Regions from separate parts of the Homo sapiens genome. Here region 2 is linked to region 1. The links are chromatin loops, found by intact Hi-C in ENCODE. Cell type or tissue: sigmoid colon. All regions are shown on one strand. Region 1 holds the start of PIWIL4-AS1 (PIWIL4 antisense RNA 1). Region 2 overlaps AMOTL1 (angiomotin like 1).

Region 1 (5,000 bases):
TCTAGGACATCTGGTTGGTGGCTGCAAAATATTTAAGAATTACTTGGTGTGGAAAACCCACACATTGGGTGTCAGAAGTATTGTGAGTACAGGCCAGGCACAGTGGCTCACGCCTGTAATCCTAGCACTTTGGGAGGCCGACAGAAGAGGGCAGATCACCAGAGGTCAGGAGTTCGAGACCAGCCTGGCTAACATGGCAAAACCCTGTCTCTACTAAATTTCCAAAAATTAGCTGGGCATGGTGGCGGGCACCTGTAATCCCAGCTAGTTGGGAGGCTGAGGCAGGAGAATAGGTTGAACCCAGGAGACAGAGGTTGCAGTAAGCCGAGATCATGCCATTGCACTCCCATCTGGGCGACAGAGCGAGACACCGTCACAAAAAAAAAAAAAAAAAAAAAAAAAGAAGTATTGTGAGTAGAGAAATAATTTTCTTTTAACTTTGCTCTGCTTCTTCTTATATTCCGGCCAGGAGTGAACCTGTGCTCATCTGTGCTCCCGAAAGAATGGCTGCTTGACAAGCTCATCAACTGCTGTAAAAGGCATTTTTCCTGCTGTGTGTCTAAGAAAAGCACCAAAAAACCACCATGACTCTTTCCAAGGGAGAAATGACAGCTCCGTCTTTGACCTGAATAGCATGAAAACAAGGCAGTCTGATCCAGAGAGCTGCCCTGTCATGGAGAGAATAACCCTTGGGGACACCAAGTACCCAAACAGCACAGCACATGAATATAAACAATGAATACCCAATGGCTATAGGCCTCCTTTGGCTTACAGCCCCTCACAGCACTTTAAGAGGTGAAAATAGAACTGGAAGACGCCTTAGGGATCCCCGGGCACAACCCCCGCTTTTTGCAGATAAGGAAACTGAGGCTAGTTAACATGTCTATTAAAGAAGCTGGAGCAGGGTGAAAGCTAGAACCTTGATCTCAAACTCTCAGGCTTCTGTTTTATTTTCTCTATCACCCTGCAAGCCCAGATCCCAGAAGGGAACCCCATGGTTCCCATCACGCTGCTATAGACTGAATATTTATATCCCCTCAAAATTCATGTATTGAAACCTAATCCTCAATGTGATGGTATTTGGAGGTGAGGCCTTTGGGAAGTGATTAGGTCATAAGGGTGGAGCTCTCACCAGAGGGATTAGGGCACTTAGAAAAGAGACCGCAAGAGCTCCCTGGCCCTTTTCTGCCATGTTGAGGACACAGTGAGAAGATAGACATCTATGAACCAGGAAGCAGGCCCTCACCAGACACTGAACCTGCCAGTTTCTTGATCTTAGAATTCCCAGCCTCCAGAACTTGTGAGAAATAAATTTCTGCTGTTTACAAACTACCCAATCTGTTTTTGATATAACAACACAAATGGACTAAGACACACACTCTAATCTCCTCATGAGAAACTGGGCTTTTACCATAGGGGAGCTGAAGAGAAAAAAACATTGTTTTTTATTTTCTACTGCTAATTTGAAAGGATACTCATATTTATCAGTGCCTCATGGGGGCAGTCCAGTCTGTAAGTCCCAGAGGGAGATATGGAGATGAAAAAGGGTCAAATACCTGGGCCTTCCTGAAGCACAAATCATTCTGTGAAGGCAAACAATTTAGTAGTTATACAGTCTGATTTCCCAGAGCAAGCAATGCTCATCCTACCATTGCTTATGTTTATGTACAATTTAAGAGGACCAAATGGCTTCGTCGCACTGTGGAGTGTCAATGCTGGTGTCATTAACATACAATTATACATGCGTGGAGCAGATCATCGAGTACCTGTCCTCTTAATAAATCACATCATGAAAAGCTATGGTTTAGATGTCACTTTCATTTCATAAAATGATTCACCACAGTATGTCTTAAAAGCTAGTTTTGCTCATGCATTTAGTCTACAATTCCACTGATAGAGATGTGATTGCCTCGCAACTTGTCAGAAACACATCCTCTGAATAAAACATGGTACTCCTCCCAGCCACAGAATGCCAACCTTGATCCAGATCTATTTTGGGCGCTTGGCTCCTAGAAATGAATGAAAGTCGTTGTTGAGGTGGAATTTTGCTTCAGGTCCTGTGGGACTTGATGAGGACATTCTTCCCAGCACAAGAAGCTGACCAGGGACAGGGTGCCACAGCTGAGTGTGTTACTGAGGATAAACATATTTAAACCGCTGTTTGTGGACAGTTCCCCTCCTCCTTTACTGTCAACATATATCATAAAATAAATCCTTTCATTTCATCTTAGGAAGGCAAGATATTCAGGCTAGTGATGAAAGAACAGTAAGGAGAGACTTGATAGCCCAGACCAGTAGCAGCTAAACTAACCTTGAAAGCAGAAGAAAAAAAAAAGAGAGCCACTAAGCCACCGAGTGAGAATGGGTGGCAGGAAGAGTTAGAGAGATCCTGCCCATTCGCATTTCCTTCTCTTCACTCTCTCTTCAGCCTGTCTCTTGACAAGAGTGTCCCGGTTCACCCATCGCAAATCTCCACTTACCATGACAGGCATGAGGATGGAATGTCCTATCTCGAGACACCTACAGGCTAACTGAGGAATAGAAATCAGGGAGGGAAGCAGCTCCTAGGTCTTACAGTTTAATGATTACACCGCCGTTTTCAGCCCCTGACTTCATTAAATTCAGGGTAAGGACGACCCACACGACGTCCTTCTCGTGCCAGGTACTTGGCAAGTCAGAACCAGTCGCCGCTGTGTCCTCCCGGCAAGATGAGCGCAGGTTTCAGAAGCCCCAGCTCTGGAAGTTTGCTGTGCCAGGCTCCTCGGAGCAGCACCACTGCCCCAGACGAACACGCACACACACGCACTCACACACACACACACGCACACGCACGCACACACACACACACGCACGGCTCATTGGACACTTGCCCTGCCACCCCCGAAAGCACAGCGCCGAGGAAAGGCCGGTTCCGGCCGCGAAGGCAGCAGGTGTCCCCTGACCCTTTCCCTCCGCCCTCCAACCCCAGCCCCATCCCTAGCTGAGTTCCTATGGACGCCCCCCAAACTCGCAGTTCTCGGGCAGAATTGCGACCAAGAAATAAAAGACAAAATGAGCAGACTTACCTAACTCGTCTGGGCTGTAGGATGCGGGCGAGGCTTCCACAAACTCACTGTCTGGGGGAGAAGAAAAGCAGAAAACAACTCGAATCGCTACCATTCAGGACGAACCCGCACAAGCACCAGCTCAAGCGCAGGTCCCCGGGAAAAGCGCGGGCTTCTCTCTCCCAGCGCTCAGAATCCCTGAGCCGGAGGCCCCGCGGGATTCAGACCGCCAGATCCCCAGGGAGTGACAAATCGCCGCAGAAACTTGGGGGACAACTCGGCCCTGGCACCGCGCGGCTTCCAGGCGCGGTCAGGCGCGCGCCAACTTTCCCCGCGTGCCACCCCGCGGCTCCCCCGGCCGGGCGCTGGGCCGCGGCCGCATCCTCTGCCCTCAGCCCGCGGGGCGCATTGCTCTGTCTGCCGGGCCTGGCGCCGACGCCCCAGCGCCGAGGAGCCGCGAAGTTTTCCCGCGGTCCCGGGGGCCCGAGGGCGCGCGGCGGCGGCGGCGAGCACCCCTCGCCCACCCAGGCGCCCCGCGCATCCCCGCTCGTTGCTAGGCGACCGTGGCCGTCACGCTCCGCAGAGGCGCGCGCGGCCTCCCAACTCCCGGCTGGCGGAATCCTCCCTAGTCCCCGCCCCGTTTGCCCATTTTCCAAAAAATCAGAGCATAACCCGTTCTAACCCGATTCCCTGCTCTGTTATGTTATGTCTGCCCTCCTCTGATGCTTGGGAAATCGTTTGTTCTGTGGGCTTCTCCTGAGGAGATGGACGATTTTCAGAGCTTGCAGAAAGGTAGGAGGAGACCCAAATGCCCCCCAATCCCCTCCTTTTGGAACCAGAATTCCAACTCCAGTCCAACATTATTTCCTACTCTTCAAGAGATCACCTGGCTCAAGTGGGCAAAGTAATATGAGCTGCATTGCACAGGTTGGGAAACCGAGGCTGAGAAGTTGTTAATTTATGCGTGACATCATTATGGTAGGGGTATGTGAGGGAGAAGTGGGGGAGGAGAGAAGAGCAGTGCTCCTTCTACTCTATAAAAGATTGACTGCTTTCAAATACAGAATGTAGAAGCAATGGTTATGCTCTGAGAACTGTAAATTCTAAAATAATTAATGTAACACTGTGAGAACCTCCCCCTCTGAGTCAGTAGCCTGATAACTTGGACAGATGTGTTATGTATCTCCCCCCAGCCCCCAGGACTGACTGTGACTGCTCTGCATTAAGGGGGCGAGGGTGCTGGACTTGGGGTGTGCTCCAGAGAGAGCCCCGCAGCTGATGGCCCATAACAGGGTCAGTGGGAAGGAAGGAACAAGTATGGAAATGGTTGTCCTTTCTCCATCCTTGGAGGACTATTGGAGGGTCAACAGTCTGGGCAGCCTCCTGGGGGCCTTCTATTGTCTCAAAGTGATCAGAGCACCAGCTGCAGCAGCCTAAGGGCCCCGATCTGAGCCAATGTGCTCTCATCCTGTAAACACTCAGCCATCTCTGGCTTTTCCACTGTCAGTTTTTGGTTTACAAATCACCATGAAGGACAGAAAGCCCCTTCGGCCAGCATTGCTTAGGGAGCCCAGGGAAGCAGGGGTGGGGCTGTCCTCCCCAAGCAAGGCAGCATTCTTGAGCTGCTGAGCCTATCTCTCCAACCTCTTCTTTTTCCTGCTTCTTATAATCTGAGCTCCCAAATCCAGGAATTAAATATGTTTGGGTGAGGGTTTGCACTCATCACTCCATCCCCTCCCAACTCCTAGAATCCTCCCATTTGTCCTCTGGAACTCATGGTTCATCGCTAGCAAAATCTATATATCCTCAGCCTCCTCTCTGAATGTTTCTTTCAGTGTTGTGCTCTGACCCATACCTGGCTTTCCTTGAAAATAACAGGCTGCATTACTTGCCTCCTCTACTTATTTCAGCCATCTATGGATCCTCTGGTTGTTCTACCTCATTTCTTGAAGATAA
Region 2 (5,000 bases), 140 kb before region 1:
GGCCATGGGGATGGAGAAAATAAAAGTACAGAAGCAACATGGGAGGGTGAAGTAGGCAGGAACAGGTGACCAACTAGCTAAAGGAGAGAGTGGGGGAGGAGCCCAAGGTGACTGGGGACCCTAGCAGAGATGACTGAGTAGATGGGGCAGAAGCAGAGCCATGTATATGGAAGGGAAGGCACCAAGGTTCAGGTGATCGGGAAACCAGGCATAGATGCCTGTCAGGTACAATCAAGAATTTCATTAGACTCACAGACACTTCCATTTTACACTCAGCACTCCTGGGCCACAAGTTCTGTGGCTTCACAAGGTACCTGGGGAAAACCAAGAGCAGGTCCCCAGCCCCTGTGCAGACCTGACACAGCTTCTGCCTGTTGGTCCCTTCTCCACCATGCTACCTACCAGGTGAATGTTAGTAAACAAAATCTAGCAGGTAAAGATTAAGTATACATCTCACGGACCAGAGCTACTGATCCAGACTTTCTGTCCGGTATATGACTTTGGCCGAAAAAAAAGTCACATTTCCAACAAGGGCCTCAATAATGTTTTTTCAGTTAGCCATCTGCTTACCAATTCTCTTTAGAGCGATTAAAAACAAACACAAGCAAACCATAAAAAAAAACAAAAACACACAACTAAAGTCAAAGGCAACAATTCAGTGCAGAGAGAGAACAAAAGCTTTAGAAATGAGCAGGCCTGGCTTCTACTGCAGAGCCCAAGTGCACACCTCACTTCTCTTGAGTCTGTTTCCTCATTTGACGTGCAGGGGTAATAATGTCCCATAATACCTACCTCTGGGGTTCTTAAGATGAAATATTATTCCAAAGCCAATTCAATAAAACTTAGATCCTGCCTCCCTTGCACATTCAGAGAGGCAAAACCCATCAGGACACAAAGTTAGGCACTGTTAGTTTCTAACAATAGGACTATAATTCATATTACTATACTCCAAAGCACTCAACGATGTAGTCTATGATCCTTATATTATCTGTATACACATTATGAGTCTCCAAAAACTTGGGGAGAGTTACCCTTTGATAGAACTCCACATCAGATATGGAGGGCTTCCCAGGTTCCCATAAACTCCAGATTCAATTTAAAAAATTACCTATATATCTCTCAATATTCTAAAAAGAGAGGAACTTTGAGGATGATAGACTCACCAAGAGAGGGAGTCCTGGCTCACTTGGAATGGTCTCGGGATGTCTACCTGCCAGGAACAGAGGCAGATAAAGGAAGCACATCAAAGATACCCTGTCATGCTTGATAAAAAGGCAACAGAAACAGTAAACCATAATGACATTTTTTTATGACAGAAAGCTTCTTTTATTTTGACAACACAGAACTTTAAGAAAGGAATTTCATTGCTTCTGATTTATTTCCCATTTGTGACCTAATTCCTTATCACGATGGGCCTGCGCAACTTAAAACACATTGCTATCTCTTGTGGTTCCTGAGGCCCCAGCCCAGATGTCAGAATGGAGGCCAGTGTTCCTTCAGGGCACAGACGTGTACCACTTGGAATGACTACAAAGAACTGCTGGGATTGAGAACTTCTCTCCTGGGGTGTACAAGGGGCCAAGAGAAAGGTCAGAGCTCAGGGGGTGGCTCGCATGATGTACACATGTGGGATCAGCGTGGGAAGGTGACAACTCGGAAGGGTCATACAAACCCTAAACACAAATGCAGTACTCCAGCTGTCTTCCTGGAGTCATCCTGACAGGTAGAGACTGGGGAGCTGCAAGAGTGCATCTTTACGTGAATTGAGTCATATTTGCACACGCACACAGATGGCGCTCCCTGCAGAGGAGTCCTCGGGGTAGAAGCAGGACAGACAAGAAGCCAGGCAGACAGGAGCATGAGCCTCCTGCCTCCCAGCATCCACCCAACTTGCACATGCAAGTCCCTTGACTCTGCAACAGGTAGACCTGGGTTCAAATCCCCACCCTGCCATCTTTTGCACATTACTTGCCCAGGGTTGTTTGAGTTTCAGTCTCCTGGGGTTTAAAGTGGGGATGATGACGAGGTTGTTGTGACTGAAGAAGATAATGCATATAAATCACACTGATGATTACTCGGGGGCTAGAGATGCATCCTTCACACTCCCCCAGAGCTCACATCAAGGAAGCTTTTCCTATGCTAGGGCTGGGGGTGGGTGAGGAGACAGGCTTTCGCTGAAAAGGCATGACCAGAGAATAAACAGCAGGAACCACTCTCTCTTAAACACAGTGATCCCAGGGGAGGGGCCTTCATGTGGAGATTCTCATGAGTCTTACTCTGTTCTGCTTCAGTCTCTGAGGCTCCTGGCCTGGATTTCGCCCATTTACCGTGTGACTCCTTCCCACCAAAGTCCCGCTTTCTTCTCCTGTGACCCCAAGACACTGACAAAACAGCTCCCATCTCCCATTTCCATCCTCAGGCTCAGAGAGCCATGGCTGACTCCAGGCTGCCTGGGTGAATTCCTGAGACAGAGCCAGTTTACAGTGATCATTTGCAGGCTCTGAACTAAGGAACCTCAAAAGTGGACACTCACATGTGATCAAAGTGGACACCCAGGCACACAGTCTCCCTGCGTTTCCTTTCTCCTTATTTGTCTGGAGGAGCCAGGAGTGGGCGGGCTGCAAGCTGCGATGGTCTGGATGATTCATTTCCTCCTCAGAGTCAAGAGCTGCGTGTTGGTGTCAGCGTGAGGCCCACAAGGGGGGAGCCGAGGGCCTCTGAAGCAAAACATTAAGTGGGGTACAATGAAATGAAACATTTATTGAGCATCAGTTTATAAGTTCTTTAAGGAAGAAAGGAGCAAGCGAGAGAAAAGAGTCATTTTGCCATTTTATCCATTTATTATGTACAATATTAAGGCACAAGTTTAAGCAGCAAAGGAGAGGAAAATCTTTGGCTGACCAACAGCATCAATATTTGCTGTGGGGGACAGGCAGTGTTCTTGGAATCCCCACACTGGTACACAGACCCATTTGGCTGTATGGCCATGTACATCACCCCTCAATACAGACTGGCAATATGAAGACGTCAAACGTTACAGCCAGATACCAGTCTGCTGGGAAGAGCCGGCACGAGCACGGCACACTGCCACCAAGCACAGCGACACACACACACAGAGCAGGTTGGAGGGCAGCGGCAGCAGGACAGCTGAAATCGGGTGCCCATGCTTACCACTGTTTCACAGAATTTTACACAATTCTGTAAGTGCTCATGGAGGAGGAGGCTCCCTGTTCCTCCTCAAAAGGAAAAAAAACAAAAAACAAAAAAACACCTTGATTCAAATAAAACCAATGTGGATATATTTGCTTACATTCCGTTTTGTAATAAATACTTACAGGTGTCTCTATGTGAACAGACTCCTAGGCACAATCACATGTAAACACAACACCGGGCATCCAGACTTTGGGGGCTGATACAAGAAAACGCTGTATATGTAGTTCAATATAGAGAGAGCAGTATTCTAATTCTGTGAAGAAGCAAAGTTTCATGACAAAGAAACACCCCAGTCACATCATAACATGACAATAACATGCACTAAAGTAAACACAGTTTTACAGAATACCTACCAGATGTTTATATGAATGATTATGCACTTATATCTGTAGTGTATGCAGAGATGTGAACACATAGGAGGCATGGCAAGAGAATTGATTTTTAAAAATCTGTGTGCTAATGAGGATGATCCCCCCTTGAAGTGGACACTTTGAGAGGCTCTGAGGCCAAAGACTCATTCCAAGAAATTTCTTAGGGATTTTTTTAGAAACAAAAATGGTGTAACTTACCTTAATTGCCATCTTTTTTCATCCAACTGTGCTATCAAGCACTTGAGATTATTTCCAGAACTTAAATCCATCCTCAAAGGAGGAGGATTTCTCATCTCTAAGGGTAAACCAAAGGAACATGCCAAGCCCTGAAGGCCATTCTAGTAGAAGAGTTCCCAAGATATTTTTACTTGGCAGCACTATAGTCAATGAGCACATAGTCTCCCAAAAGACACCTTTTAAGGAGGGCGGGGTGAGATGAACACTTTGATCTTCTGTATGTTAGGAAAAGAAATTCCCACAAACAACCCTATAGTCATACCTCATATGTATGCACTCACTTATACACATGTCTTTATATACCATTAAATTACTAAGTGAGAAAAGGGTATACTACTTAAGAGAAAGAGGAAAAATTGCTCATTTGTTCCAGGAGAAATTCACTACTGAAATGCTAACTTTTGCATTTCCCCAGCCGACCAATTTCTGGTAACTTCTTAATTACTTTGCCTATCTCCCATGGAGCCACACGTCAGAGGCAAACTCATTAAACAATCGTCACATCTAATGAAGACATTTTAAACACTTTAATTACTTAAACAACAAGAAAAGAAACATTTATAAAGCATATACCAAGGCTGTCTCAGGTTTTAGGATGTGGAGAAGCCAATGGTAGGCTGGATACTCTCTGGCTACTTAAAGCCTTACCCATTTAAGAACATTTGTGGGATCCCACTGACTATGGTCATGGTACTCCTTTGCTTAAGAGGAGTGCAAGATCATTCAGAGAACACAGAGAAGCATGCTCCACTTACTCCAGCGTGGACACTGGTTTTGAACCCTGGTTTTGAAAAACACATCTCTTTGCTCAGCATAACTCCCTGCAGTCAAAACATGAGCCCCCTGCCTCAAAAGCTTTTAATGCCCCAATCTATTATCCACTGCTTCTGAGGTCCGCAGCCTCACCTGAAGTCTGTGTCCCTAAGTCTCTGGGACTCAGGTCAATGGGGAGGAAGAATTTCCCATTCTCTCAGCACCTGGCATGAAGGTGCTACAGCCACTGCATCATGAGGGTGCGCACCCAGGTGAGAACAAACAAGAGTAATGACTGGCTGCTCTGCACGGGGCATTCTGAACACCTCCTTCCTGAGTAACAGAAGCACTGAATTCTCTGTTCCAGGTTCAGAACTAATTTGTTGCAACTGTTTTGGTATCCATGCCAAGCCTTGTGGAGTCAAA

What was found. Peaks named below come from ENCODE experiments on the same cell type or tissue, not always from the same donor. Only the 100,000 strongest peaks of a DNase experiment are listed, where the experiment ranks them.
Region 2: it touches region 1 in a loop (8-fold over the local background); 3 of 110 quality-filtered maps call a loop at or near these places.

Annotation. Positions count from the first base shown.
Region 1 is chr11:94,739,054-94,744,053 of GRCh38, reverse strand. It overlaps PIWIL4-AS1 (PIWIL4 antisense RNA 1), which reads left to right and starts at 3,699. Exons shown (of 5, transcript NR_135093.1): 1 at 3,699-3,836. It also overlaps a transcript of AMOTL1 not described here. In sigmoid colon, a CTCF peak has its summit at 2,521; DNase peaks (open chromatin) are centred at 2,823, 3,151 and 3,623; H3K4me3 peaks cover 1,826 bases.
Region 2 is chr11:94,874,489-94,879,488 of GRCh38, reverse strand. It overlaps AMOTL1 (angiomotin like 1), which reads right to left. Exons shown (of 13, transcript NM_130847.3): 13 at 2,741-5,000. Among named protein-coding and RNA genes, the nearest start is that of CWC15, 97 kb to the left of the region's middle. RefSeq lists an enhancer at 2,554-3,065. In sigmoid colon, a CTCF peak has its summit at 2,686 (motif pointing right); DNase peaks (open chromatin) are centred at 1,816 and 2,628; H3K27ac peaks cover 658 bases.